2 separate regions of the Homo sapiens genome follow, and region 2 is linked to region 1. The links are chromatin contacts, found by Hi-C or POLR2A ChIA-PET in ENCODE. All regions are on one chromosome and are shown on one strand. The core of a region is the stretch at or near the end of the contact, and the rest is flanking DNA. Distances in the headings are between cores, read along the strand shown.

Region 1 (3,614 bases), core at 807-3,306:
CCCTATCATCTAGCAAGGTTCTACCAGCACTCCTTCCTGCATACGGTAAATAAATTTATCTTAAAGCCCTCCAAATACCACCCTCAGAAATCCTACCAGCTTCCGTAGATAGACGCTGAAAAAGTCAAAATTAACACATTCCTTCCCAGAGTTTTCAATAGTAAAATGCTGGGAATAGAGGAAGTTTTTCTCATTTCTAAGGGCCAGTAACCATGGTATTTTATTTCTCCCTACTTAAGGAGGGAAAGAATCTGGAATTTTCTCCGGATTTATTATCTACCAATATAGCTAGCACTTAGGGAACGTTCTTAACCTAAGCGCTCAACTAGGCAGGGCGCAGTAGCTCATGCCTGTAACTTCAGCACTTTGGAAGGCCTAGGCAGGAGGATGGCTTGAACCCAGGAGTTTCAGACCAGCCTGGGCAACACCCGGAGACCTCCTCTCTTCAAAAAATTAGCCGGGCATGGTGGTGCCGCGCCTGTGATCCCAGCTACTCAGGAGGCTGAGATGGAAGGATCGATTGAGCCCAGGAGTTCGAGGCTGCAGTGATCTGTGATCGTGCCACTGCATCCCAGCTTGGGTAACAGAGGGAGACCCTGTCTCAAAGAAAAAAATTAAATATATAAGTGCTCAACCGCATTCACTTTTAATCTCCATAAACTAAGCTTCACACATTACAATATGAGGAAGGCAAAGTCACAGACAGAAAGGAAAGAAAACGGAGGGAGTTAGTATTTAATAGCTACACTTTCTGTTTCCGATGATGAAAAAGTTCTGGACATGAAGCAGTGACGGTTACAGCACACTGAGTCAGTATACTCAATGCCACTGAATTATACGCTTAAAAAATGGTTAAAATGGCAAAGTCTACGTTATGTCTATTTTACCACAATGAAATAAATGTCTGGGAAATTCAATGTGTACCCAGGCTTCCCCTTCCTTCCCGGCCGCTGATCTTGGAGCCAAAACCTCTCTGTCTCTCTTAAGTGTCTGTAATCAGAATGAATGAGTTTCACCGGGGCACAAGTCGATGCTTCCTCCTTTAAAGAAACTTTTAAAAGCCAAGGAGTCAAAGAGCCCCAAGCAGGACTCGAAAAGCTGATGAAGTCTGGAAGTAAATGAACCCGCCTCCTGACAGAACAGCTTCCCCGAAACACGGGAAAAAGGGGATTCCTCCCCCGACTTCGTATCTGTCTGCTTCCGAGGGTGAACGCTAAGCAGCAGATCCCATCTCTCCACTAATACCTGCGGCGCACCCGGGGAGGAGGAGCGGGAAACGGCGAGGGACTTGAGCCAGGGCCAGAGCGTGGGGCGAGGGGCGGTTCCGAGGGAGGCACTTCCCGCGGAGCGCGGTCGGCGCGCGGGGACTAAGGGGCGGGGCAGGAGGGGAGCCCCCCGACCCGGCTTCGCGGCCCTTCCTGACGCTTCCCTCGCTCGGTTACCGTTGACTCGGGCTGACTGCGCGCGAGGCCTCCCGGGCGCGCACCCTCTCTCCTCCCCCCACGTTACGGATCAGAAAACAGACCCCGGGAGGAGAGGGGACGGGGGGCTGAAACCCGGCCCCCGAGGTCACCCTCCCGGGGAGCGGTCGGGTAGGCCTCGGAGGCTCTCCGGTCCGGGCCCGCGCCATCAACCCCCATGCGCAGCAGCTGGGCCTGAGGCCTCGACTACGGGGTTGGCCCCGGCCTGGAGGGACTGAGGGTGGCGAGGCTCGAGGCCCGGTGTAGGGGACGATTCTGGAGGCTCCCCCGGCTCCCCGCTCACGGCCCTAGACGCCGCTACCCTGAGCAGGCGGTACGGGAACAGCCGGGGCCGAGGCCGCGCCGGGGCTAGGCCGCCAACAGACCTAACGGAGCCGCCGCCCGCGTCGGCCGCGGAGAGGAACCCTTACCCGTGGCAAAGGACCGTGGGATACTCACCCCTTAGGGCCCGGAGCCCCGTTGCCGCTCGGCACGCCGGGCGCGCCGCTCTCTTCCTCCATTTTGATCTCCGTCGCCGCCACCTCCGCCGCCGCTTCGACCCCTGCCGCCATTTTCTCCGCGTCTGGGCTTTGTGTGAGCGAACGGGCTGCACCGCGCTGCGCCTGCGCGCCCACGTGACCCGACGCAACCAGTAACACCTGCGCCCGCCGCTCCCGGCTGCCTCCTTGGCCCCACTCGCCCCGGGCCACGCCCCCGCCGCGCGCAGGCGCAGACCGGCAGCTGTTGATCGCTTCTCTCTCGAGATACACTCGCGTTAGGCACCGACTGGCTGTTCCCGGCGCGCGTCCTCTGAGTCCGATAGAGGAGGCATCTCCCCACCCCACCCCACACAAACACCTAGACCTAGTCACTCTCAGCTTTCTGTAACCAGAGCTGGAGCAGAGGGGAAGCAATGATCCTGTCTAGAGATTCCTGGAAGTTTTAGATGAAGCTTGTTCAACCCGCGGTCCGGCACACGATTCGTAAACTTTCTTAAAACATTGTGTCTTTTTGTGTGATTTTTTTCTTTTTGTAACGCAATTGCGCGGTTCTCCAGCGCGAACTTTGTAGGCAACAACGGAACGGCATGGAATAATATCAGAGTATTATCCGTAATTCGCATTATAATTGCAAACAGTTCGTCCAGAAGAAACGGAAAACTGTTAAAATTCACTAATAATGGGGCCAGGCGCGATGGCTCACTCCTGTAATCCCAGCACTTTGGGTATGGGAGGCCGAGGCGGCGGATCACCTGAGGTCAGGAGTTCGAGACCAGACTGGCCAACATGGTGAAACCGCGTCTCTACTAAAAATAAAAAAATTAGCTGGACGTGGTGGCGGGCGCCTGTAATCCCAGCTACTCGGGAGGCTGAAGCAGGAGAATCGCTTGAACCCAGGAGCCGGAGGTTGCAGTGAGCCGAGATCACGCCACTGCACCGCAGCCTGGGAGATAGACTGAGACTCCATCTCAAAAAACAAAAAGATAAGTATTGAGTACTGGGCTTAATACCTGGGTGATGAAATAATCTGTACAACAAACCTCCATGACAAGTGTTTACCTATTTAACAAACCTTCACATTTACCCCCAAACCTAAAAGTTAAAAACAAAATTAAAAAAAAAATTAATGGCTGGGCGCGGCAGCTCACGCCTGTAATCCTACCACTTTGAGAGGCCAAGGCGGGTGGATCACGAGGTCAAGAGATCAGACCATCCTGGCCAACATGATGAAACCCTGTCTCTACTAAAAATACAAAAATTAGCCGGGTGTGGTGGCAGGCGCCCATAATCCCAGCTACTGGGGAGCCTGAGGCAGGAGAATCGCTTCAACCCAGGAGGAGGAGGTTGCAGTGAGCCAAGATCGGGCCACTGCACTCCAGCCTGGTCACAGAGTGAGACCCCATCTCAAAAAAATTAAAAATAATAATAAAGAGCGAGAGGACTCTTGCAATGTTGCATAAAGTGAACTGTGACAGAATTCAGGGTGTATTCTGTACTAGGCATAATGCTGTATGGTCTTATTTTTGTGTGCATTCGTGGCATCAGTTTTATGGTGCTGTGCAGCCTCCAATGTGCCATTTTCCAAGTGCAGACAGTCGAATTGGCACCATCAGATGTTACGTGTGCTTGTGGCAACTTGGGCAGTAAGATGCAG
Region 2 (3,729 bases), core at 1-2,500, 1.9 Mb before region 1:
CCTAGGACCCATTGTGAACCTCAGCGAGCCCACCGCCCATGAGGGGTCCACAGTGACCGTGAGTTGCATGGCTGGGGCTCGAGTCCAGGTCACGCTGGACGGAGTTCCGGCCGCGGCCCCGGGGCAGCCAGCTCAACTTCAGCTAAATGCTACCGAGAGTGACGACGGACGCAGCTTCTTCTGCAGTGCCACTCTCGAGGTGGACGGCGAGTTCTTGCACAGGAACAGTAGCGTCCAGCTGCGAGTCCTGTGTGAGTCGGTCACCCTGACCTTTAATCCCTCCACCCCTGCCCTGGAAAGATTAGACGCTCCTCTGCACCACTGTGCCTCGGGTGTGTTGGGTGTCTGATCACACATGGTGGTTCCACAGATGGTCCCAAAATTGACCGAGCCACATGCCCCCAGCACTTGAAATGGAAAGATAAAACGAGACACGTCCTGCAGTGCCAAGCCAGGGGCAACCCGTACCCCGAGCTGCGGTGTTTGAAGGAAGGCTCCAGCCGGGAGGTGCCGGTGGGGATCCCGTTCTTCGTCAACGTAACACATAATGGTACTTATCAGTGCCAAGCGTCCAGCTCACGAGGCAAATACACCCTGGTCGTGGTGATGGACATTGAGGGTGAGCTAACACGGGGCTGCGGGTCTGGACCGGTAAGCCGGGGGGCGGGGGGGTTGGAGACAGAAGGGACGCATATTGACTTAGCGCTTTCTCTGCACAGCTGGGAGCTCCCACTTTGTCCCCGTCTTCGTGGCGGTGTTACTGACCCTGGGCGTGGTGACTATCGTACTGGCCTTAATGTACGTCTTCAGGGAGCACCAACGGAGCGGCAGTTACCATGTTAGGGAGGAGAGCACCTATCTGCCCCTCACGTCTATGCAGCCGACAGAAGCAATGGGGGAAGAACCGTCCAGAGCTGAGTGACGCTGGGATCCGGGATCAAAGTTGGCGGGGGCTTGGCTGTGCCCTCAGATTCCGCACCAATAAAGCCTTCAAACTCCCTAATCTGTGGTTTGATTCCACCCGCGCTGCAAGTCTCTCCCACCCAGGTGCACATCCACTGAGTAGCGTCGCTGCGACGGAAGGGGGCGGGGCCTGTGGCGCGCAGACGCAGCTTGAACTCTTGAGAGGTGGGCTGGGGCTTAGCCAACGGGGCAAGGGGGGCGGGAAGGAGGTGGGGTTTCTCCCAGCCAATCGACGGGCGCGCCCTCGTTGCCGCTCTATGCCGCTCCGCCCCGGCTCGCTGGTCCCAGAAGGCGCCGGGTTTCCCAAGATGGCGGCGGACGTGTCCGTTACTCACCGGCCCCCGCTGAGCCCTAAGTCTGGGGCCGAAGTCGAAGCCGGCGATGCCGCGGAGCGCCGGGCGCCGGAAGAAGAGCTGCCGCCTCTAGATCCAGAAGAGATCCGGAAACGCCTGGAACACACCGAGCGCCAGTTCCGTAACCGCCGCAAGATACTGATCCGGGGCCTCCCGGGGGACGTGACCAACCAGGTATTGGGGGGGGCGGTGTAGGAGCGTGGCGGGAAATACCACGGTGCGCGTGCGCGGGGGGAACCGGGCGACACCAACGCTGAGGTGCGCGGGGGTCGTTGGCGGGGGCGCCCAAGCACCGGATCCACGCGGGATCGGGAGAGACCAAGAGCGGGACGTGGGGGGGCGATGATGAAAGGGGAAACCGACTGCGAAGTGAGGGAGGGCGTTGCTAGGGGCGACCACAGGCTTGGGCGACACCAAGTGATGGAAGCGGGCGGGGAATGGAAGGGGGCGGACAGCTTTGGTCCTGTTGGGGAATTGTGAATGGGCTGGTACATTGGACCACCAGTTGCCCCCTGCTTGGATGATGCTTTTCTCCACCCACTCTACCACAGGGTGGCGGGACCTCACATCCAGAAGTTTCAGGACTGCGGAGAGTACGCCCCTCCATATCACGCGTTTATTCACTGCTCTCAGAGATAAATCCGGAAGTTAACAGCAGCCCCTGGGTCTCAGCCCCCAAAACCTCAGGATTAATTTGGGAAAATGGGGTCTTCTGCCACCAGCCTACAGACCTACAGGAAGGAAGCGAGGCCTGTGTTCTATGGAGCCCCTCGTGGCTAATCTTCCTGCTAGGAGTGCCCTTCTCATGGGGCCAGCATGGGGCAGCGCTTCCCAATGCTCTTTGGACCCAGGGAAATGGCATCTATACTGCCCTGCCCTATGGCGGTGAAATAGGTTCTCGCTTCCTGCTGCTGAGATTCCCTGCTCTCCGGCCCACCAGCACACCGGGTGGGCACGTGGCTAGTGGAACCCCAGGGATGTTGGGAGGGGCTGAATTTGGGGACAGATCGGGACAGGGATCATTAAGGATGGTCAGGTTTCTTTCTGGGTCTTCCTCTCAGTGTCTGCAGTCTCTCAGCTGGGAACACATTGTCTCTCCTGCAAGATGCACAGTGTGTCTGGTCCCAGCAGGCGCCAGCACTTTGCCTTCAAAGCTGGCTTGAGAGGCTGGGCATGGTGGCTCATCCCTTTAATCCCAGCACTTTGAGAGGCTGAGGCAAGAGGCTGTATTGAGCCCAAGGGTTCGAGACTAGCCTGGGCGGTATAGTGAAACCCTCATCTCTACAAAAAATTTTTAAAAATTAGCCAGGCATGGTGGTGCGTGCCTGTAGTCCCAGCTACGCAGGAGGCTGAGGTGGGAGGATCACTTGAGCCTAGGAGGTTGAGGCTGCAGTGAGCTATGATTGTGCTACTACACTCTAGCCTAGGTGACAGAACAAGACACTATCTCTAAAAAAAAGAAAAATAAATGAGCTGGCTTGGAAGAGGGCAGCTTTATCAGCAGGAGGAAATTGGGAGGCATGTGAACCCACACAACGTGGGGCTTACTAGAAGGTGGGCTCCCCAGTCAGGTACCCATGGGTGGCTGCGCTGCCCAACTGCATGGCCTCCAGCAGATCTCTTCACTTCTCCTAGCCTAAGTTTTCTCATATACAACATGAGTTTGTTAATACTTCACTTACAGAGTTGTTGGAAACAGTGAATCTTGCAAAAGGAGGTTCATGCAGGTTAAATGGCTTCCCTAAAGGCATACTCTTTTTTTTTTTTTTTTTTTTTTTGAGACGGAGTCTCACTCTGTCGCCAGGCTAGAGTGCAGTGGCTTGATGTCTGCTCACTGCAACCTTCACCCCTCGGGTTCAAGCAATTGTCTTGCCTCAGTCTCCCGAGTAGCTAGGACTACAGGTGCACGCCACCACAGCCAGCTGATTTTTGTATTTTTAGTAGAGATGGGGTTTCACCTTCCTGGCCAGGATGGTCTCGATCTCTTGATCTTGTGACCCGCCTGCCTCAGCCTCCAAAGTGCTGGAATTACAGGCGTGAGCCCGGCCTCTTTTTTTTTTTTTTTTTTTGTTGTTGTTATTTTTTTTTTTTTTTTTTTTTTTTTTTGAGACGGAGTCTCGCTCTGTCGCCCAGGCTGGACTGCGGACTGCAGTGGCGCAATCTCGGCTCACTGCAAGCTCTGCTTCCCGGGTTCACGCCATTCTCCTGCCTCAGCCTCCCGAGTAGCTGGGAATACAGGCGCCTGCCACCGCGCCCGGCTAATTTTTTTGTATTTTTAGTAGAGACGGGGTTTCACCTTGTTAGCCAGGATGGTCTCGATCTCCTGACCTCGTGATCCACCCGCCTCGGCCTCCCAAAGTGCTGGGATTACAGGCGTGAGCCACCGCGCCCGGCCTTGTTGTTATTGTTGTTG

What was found. Hi-C counts contacts between places; a loop is a spot of excess contacts on that map. ChIA-PET counts read pairs that join two places held with the same protein, here RNA polymerase II (POLR2A). Pooled maps may share reads with other maps.
Region 2: a map of lower leg skin shows a loop between it and region 1 (26-fold over the local background). The contact joins the promoter of RAVER1 here to the promoter of HNRNPM in region 1. A Hi-C loop is called at or near these places in 1 of 168 maps with a recorded cell type or tissue (lower leg skin) and 4 of 50 pooled maps. POLR2A ChIA-PET finds 5 or more read pairs at or near these places in 1 of 52 experiments (WTC11).

What each region holds. Positions count from the first base shown.
Region 1 is chr19:8,443,417-8,447,030 of GRCh38, reverse strand. It overlaps HNRNPM (heterogeneous nuclear ribonucleoprotein M), which reads right to left and starts at 2,056. Exons shown (of 16, transcript NM_005968.5): 1 at 1,920-2,056. The coding sequence starts at 2,032. RefSeq lists silencers at 1,548-1,777, 2,018-2,297.
Region 2 is chr19:10,331,050-10,334,778 of GRCh38, reverse strand. It overlaps RAVER1 (ribonucleoprotein, PTB binding 1), which reads left to right and starts at 1,250. Exons shown (of 13, transcript NM_133452.3): 1 at 1,250-1,490. The coding sequence starts at 1,272. It overlaps ICAM3 (intercellular adhesion molecule 3), which reads left to right. Exons shown (of 7, transcript NM_002162.5): 5 at 1-251; 6 at 371-619; 7 at 720-1,003. The coding sequence ends at 922. RefSeq lists enhancers at 1-225, 850-989, 1,230-1,449, 940-1,856, 1,857-2,773 and a silencer at 1,622-1,845.